Regions from separate parts of the Homo sapiens genome. Here region 1 is linked to region 2. Evidence: chromatin loops called from intact Hi-C (ENCODE). Cell type or tissue: endothelial cell of umbilical vein. All regions are shown on one strand. Each heading gives the region's core, and the rest is flanking DNA. Links, peaks and the distances in the headings are about the cores only. Region 1 overlaps FKBP1A-SDCBP2 (FKBP1A-SDCBP2 readthrough (NMD candidate)). Region 2 has its middle 7.1 kb from the start of FKBP1A-SDCBP2.

Evidence for each region. Peaks named below come from ENCODE experiments on the same cell type or tissue, not always from the same donor. Only the 100,000 strongest peaks of a DNase experiment are listed, where the experiment ranks them.
Region 1: a loop joins it to region 2, with 5 times the contacts of the local background. A loop is called at or near these places in 86 of 110 quality-filtered maps.

What each region holds. Positions count from the first base shown.
Region 1 is chr20:1,335,932-1,338,846 of GRCh38, forward strand. All of the region lies in intron 2 of FKBP1A-SDCBP2 (FKBP1A-SDCBP2 readthrough (NMD candidate)), which reads right to left. The region is part of intron 1 of SDCBP2-AS1 (SDCBP2 antisense RNA 1); the gene reads left to right. Among named protein-coding and RNA genes, the nearest start is that of SDCBP2, 8.2 kb to the left of the region's middle. In endothelial cell of umbilical vein, for the core only: no CTCF peak of the experiment used is centred there; DNase peaks (open chromatin) are centred at 380 and 1,210; H3K27ac peaks cover 2,500 bases.
Region 2 is chr20:1,398,777-1,401,691 of GRCh38, forward strand. No RefSeq gene overlaps it. Among named protein-coding and RNA genes, the nearest start is that of FKBP1A-SDCBP2, 7.1 kb to the left of the region's middle. In endothelial cell of umbilical vein, for the core only: no CTCF peak of the experiment used is centred there; a DNase peak (open chromatin) is centred at 1,395; H3K27ac peaks cover 2,010 bases.

The sequences.
Region 1 (2,915 bases), core at 264-2,763, 63 kb before region 2:
GTACAGTGTACACTGCTCAGTTGACAGGTGTACCAAAATCTCAGAACTCACCACTAAAGAACTTACCCGTGTAACCAAAAACCACCTGTACCCCAAAACCTATTGAAATAAAAAAGCCTAGCCTTGGTCCTGCCCAGCGCAGAGAGACATGAAGCTATGACTTGGATTTACTCTTCCAAAAGCCTCCAATAGCCAGCCCTGATCTGCTGACACAGTTCCCCTTCTGAGCAGAGAAATGGAGGAGAAGGCAGCAGAAAGATGAGAAAGAATCTCCCATGAGATCAGGGGCTAGCTCATTAATCTAGGTGAGTATGCCATTTTGGAGATAGACAAACTGAGCCCTGGAGAGGTCAAATGACTCAGTAATGCAGCCAGACTATGGCACAGGCAGGGTGATGAGCCACATCTGCCTTCCTGTAGCCACCAGACAAGGGAAGCAGGGGCACAGAACAGTCACATAGCAATTCAGTAGCAGAGCCAGGATCCAGTGACCCCAAACCCTGGTCTCTCCCGACTGCTAGCCTGGGAATGTTGCCCAGCTCTTTCACCCACTTTTGGCCTTGCCTCTTCACCGCACCTGAGGATCCAGGGACCCCAAGCCCTGGTTTCCTGGCTGCCAGCCTGGGAACATTGCCCAGCTCTTTCACCCACTTTTGGCATTGGCTCCTCACCACACCTGTGCCAGTGGCTGGCTGGGTTACTCGGAGTCGTTTGACTCCTCCAGGGCTCAGTTTGTCTAATCTCCAAAATGGCATGTTCACCTAGATTGAATAGCTAGCTTCTAATCTCAGGGAAGTGTCTATCTTGTCTTTCTGGGGAGATTCTGGGTGTCAGATAGGGAGAGGCAGCATGACCTGAGAAATCTAAGCCCCAGACACTAGAGGCGGAACTGGTCCCCCCTGCATCCTGGCCGGAAGCAGCATTTGAAGCTGATCTTGAGCGAGACAGTATGAGGACAGCCATTGCCATTGTTGCACACATGATCTTACTCAACCCTCAGGTGGCCCTGTCGAGTGGGTTCCTTCGTTTTCTAGTTTTTCCATTGAGAAAACACAAGTAGGATTCAGTCTGAAGACTGGTAGTTCAGTGCTCCCAACAAGGGGCAGGAGGGGCCTGGCTGAGCACCCTGAGGGTGGAGTCGGGGCAGGTGCCAGAACACGGATGCTTTCCCGTCTGGCTGGAGCTGCTCCCGCTGTGTTCCGGAGCAGGGCAGAACAGGAAGGCAGGAACAATGGGCAGCCGGCAGTGGCGGGGTGCTGGGGTTCCTGAGCCAGGGGTGGGGAGGCTCAGGCCTGGTCACCACCAAGGCTGGGGGTGCAAGTTTCCTGTGCAAGAGACTAACAAGATTAGCCACTAACATTTTTGAGCACTTACTGTATGTCCGGACCCGTGTTAGACACTTTAGATGGATTAGCCTCATTTTACAGATAAACAAATTGGGGCACAGAGAGTTTAAATGAAATGCTCAAGGTAAGTAAGAGGTGAAAGATTTGAACCCAGGCAGACTGGCTTCAGATCCTATGCTCTTAACTACTATAACTTTATATGTGTATACATACATATATGATTATATGCATGTTATACATACTTTCTCATAATTTTCCCCTTTCACTTAATTTACCATTGCCAGTTTTCTGTGTCATCAATATCATCCTTGTTTACAGTGCTAACGTGCCGGGAAGACCTTGTCCATGTGTCCTGGCCACATCCCAGTCTGTTCTTCCCATGACCTGAGGGGTCTGGATTTCCACTGTTGGTGCTGTCATTGAGTTAAGGTGCGGTGCCTCTCGTTTAAACTGCTGATAACAGTGGTGGCACCAAGGTGTGGGCTGGGGGGTGCTTAAGCCCCTTTTAATCTCTATCATAATAACTCCCTTATCCAAATAAACACCATCGACATAAAATAATGTGCTTTTATGCAAACAGTACTTCAAGACAGGCCTCCCTCCCCAGCTCAATCATTGCTGCACCTAAGCATTCCCACAGAGAAGTCCCCCAGGTAGCCTGGCTGGTGGGTTAATGTCAGAGTGGTGCTGGCTCTGAACGCAGCTGTGGGAGCACTGCTGGTATCTTAGGATCCGGTGGGGTGGAGATTTGGAGCCCAGGAAGACCCAGCCTGACCTGGTGGTGGTGGCTTCAGAAAGAGCTGGAGAGGGTAGAGGCCCTTGCCTAGGGCTCTTACTGCATTGTATGTAAGATGAAGGCCACAGATTGGTGCTGTCAAGACTGGGAAGGCCTGTGGGACTCAGGACCCCAGGGTAAGACTGACCTGCCCCTCCTTTCACCTGAGACAGACTGGGAGATCCCAGGGCACTGGGGGCAGGGGAGCGGAAGGGGCTTGTTGAAAATATCCACCATGGCAGCTAGGAGAGCCTGCTGGAGCCGCTCCTCCGGGGGTGATGAACAAGCTGGAGGACCCCTCCTGGAACCCCCTTTTTGCCCTCACAAGGCCAGCTGGGAGCACTGGATAGGGAACGAGACACCTGAGTTTTGTGTTCTAGTTTCATCGCTGCCTGTGGGTGGCTATGTGGCCCTGGGCAAGTCACTCTCCCTTGGTAGCCTCTGGCTTCCCACCCCTACCATACCAGGGAACACCATGGACTCTCCCGTTCTGCCAGATGGTCTAACAAAGATGCTTTCCCTCTTGGGTCACCTGGGCTGGCAGGTGGGTGATTCAGAAGTCACCTTTCTGAACCTCCAACTATTATTACATATTAATATACATTTACATAATTACCTTCCAGGTATGGCCTTTGGGGGTCACCTGTTATCCACTTCCCCTTATGGTAGCTGTCCTCTATTTTCATCTGGGGAAGCCTCCTCTCCTCCACCTCAGCCATGTGCAGTGGATGGAGTTGACTCTTCTTCTGGCTCCAAAAGGGGAAGAGAGGCTTGCGGATCTGTGCATTCCATTT
Region 2 (2,915 bases), core at 141-2,640:
CCTCCCTCCATAGTGGAAAACATGCCAGGACTCTCCTCGCTGTAACAAAGGAAATCACTGGGGTAATCAGTGCCGCTCAAGATTTCATCAGAATGGCATCCCCCACTGTCGGGAAACGAGAAGGGGGCCTGGACCTGGGTCCCTCAAACAATGAGGGCATTCCCAGTTCAGACCACAACCCCATTTCAGGGGCGGGTCCCAGGAGAAACATTGATTCCCTCATTCCAGGAACACCCAGAAGTGCAGGATTAGATCTCCCAGTCAGAGAACAGGTAATGTTAGTTGGTGGAGACAAACCTATCAAAATTCCCACTGGCATCTGGGGACCTTTACCAGCAGGATACAGGGGACTAATTTTAGGCAAAAGCCACCTTAACTTGCAAAGCATTACTGTAGTCCCAGGAGTTGTTGACTCTGATTATGAAGGAGAAATTCAAGTAGTTTTAATGTCACAAGATCTTTGGGTTTTTGAACTGGGAGAATATATAGCACAATTATTGCTTATTCCCTGCAAATTATACCCTTCTCCACTAAAGGAGAAACAAGGAAATAAAGGGTTTGGGAGCACAACTACACGAGAAATCTATTTATCACAATCTATAGCCTCTAGTAGGCCCACCTGTGTAGTACAAATTAAAGGAAAGAAATTTTATGGGCTTATGGACACAAGAGCTGATGTGTCAGTAATATCCAGTAAGGACTGGCCCCCAGCATGGCCTCTCAGAATAACTGCCACATCCCTAGTGGGAGTAGGAGCAGCTAAAAGTGTTCAACAGAGTGCTGAGATTTTTATCTTGTCTTGGTCTGGATGGACAATCATGTACTTTTCAGCCTTATGTTGAAAATATAGCTATCAATTTATGGCTATAAATTGATAGCCATATCAGTTTATCGAGATTTACAGCATGGGATATGAGACTTACATATGAAAACTTTGATAACCCAGGATTTAAAATGTTGAAGGACATGGGATATCAGAGTGGGAAAGGTTTAGGGAAATCCCTACAAGGAAACCCTAACCCGATATCAGTAACTGGAAAGGCAGGTTAAACCCCGCAGGGAGATTCTTCTTTAGATTCCCCGCGGCAATTAACCAGAGGCAGAAGTTGAGTTCGGCAATGGCATGCCTCCCAGCTACAGCTACAGAAACCTTTGATTTCATTATCCCTCAGACAAAATTTTGCAGTTTTATAAAGTCCATTCTTTCATTCTTCCTGTGATTACTCATCACAAGCTTATTCCAGGTGGCCAGACTTATTTTACTGATGGCTCTTCCAAAGGTCATGCAGCTATTTATGGACCTAAACATACTCAAACAATAATGACCTCTGGGGTTTCAGCTCAACACTCAGAGTTGATTGCAGTCATTCAGGTTTTACAGCTCACAGCTGCAGATCCTATCAACATTGTCTGTGATTCAGCCTATGTTGTGAATGTAACCAGTCGCATAGAAACTGCTACAATTAAAAGTACTCTAGACCCCGAACTGCTTAATTTGTTTCACTTATTCTCATATGCTGCCTGCTACATGCCAAACAGGTGAGACAGCTGGTCATGTACGGCCACATTGTCTGTCATCATTTGCTCATATGGGGATTCCTAAACAATTAAAAACTGACAATGGACCCGCTTATACTAGTCATGCTTTTCAAAATTTCTTACAGCTTTGGGCTATAACCCATAAAACAGGAATTCCTTACATCCCTTGAGGACAAGGCATTATAGAGCGGGTACATCAAACATTACAATGTATGTTGAATAAACAAAAAGGGGGATTAGGAGACCAGTTACCACCTCAAACAAAATTACATTTAGCTTTATTTACTTTAAATTTTTTGATTCCTGGTATGGATGGTAAGACTCCAGCAGAAAGACATTGGCAAGTGTTAGAGGAAAAGAGGAAAGTGTATCCAAAAGTGTTATGGAAATCCCCAGAAGAAGGACAATGGAAAGGTCTGGTGGCTTTACTGACATGGGGAAGAGGGTATGCTTGTGTTTTTACAGGAGATGGACAAACTGTGTGGTTGCCCTCAAGGTGTGTGTGACCATGGAACAGGAGACTGGAGGAACCCAGGGTGGCCAGCCATGGGCCTGGCCCCTCCAGTATAGGCCATGAGCCAGCTGAGCTTGAGTGCGAAGATGCGGAGAAGGCCGACCGGGGTCACGACACAGTCTTAATGTTACATTTGTAAAGAATATCACCACTCAATTTATGGTTTGTGGGTTTTTTTTTTTTTGGTTTTTTGTTTTGTTTTGTTTTGTTTTTTTTGAGGTGGAGCCTTTCTCTGTCACCCAGGCTGCAGTGCAGTGGTGCAATCTTGGCTCACCGCAAACTCTGCCTCCCGGGTTGACACCATTCTCCTGCCTCAGCCTCCCGAGTAGCTGGGACTACAGGCACCTGCCACCATGCCTGGCTAATTCTTTGTATTTTCAGTAGGGATGGGGTTTCACCATGTTGGCCAGGATGGTCTCAATCTCCTGACCTCATGATCTGCCCGCCTCGGCCTCCCAAAGTGCTTGGATTACAGGTGTGAGCCACTGCGCCCAGCACGGTTTGTGTTTTTAATCCTTATGTCTTTCTGGCAGCTAAAAAGCACCAGCTCCAGGTAAACAACACCCAATTGACCTGTAAATCTTGTCAGTTATATCACTGCATTAATCACAGCACATTGCAAACACAGAATACCTCTACTTTGATCATTCTGGGTCGCATCCCTGGACTGTGGATTCCTGTTCATCCATCCAAGCCTTGGGCTGCCACCCCTGCTTTACGCTTTGTGAAACATCTTCTAACTCAGCTTACTCACTGTGTCCGTAGAGCCTTAGGCATGATCATTTTTACTATTGTTTCCTTAGTCACACTGATAACTTCTGTTGTGATGTCCTCTGTAGCTTTGCATAATTCTGCTCAAATG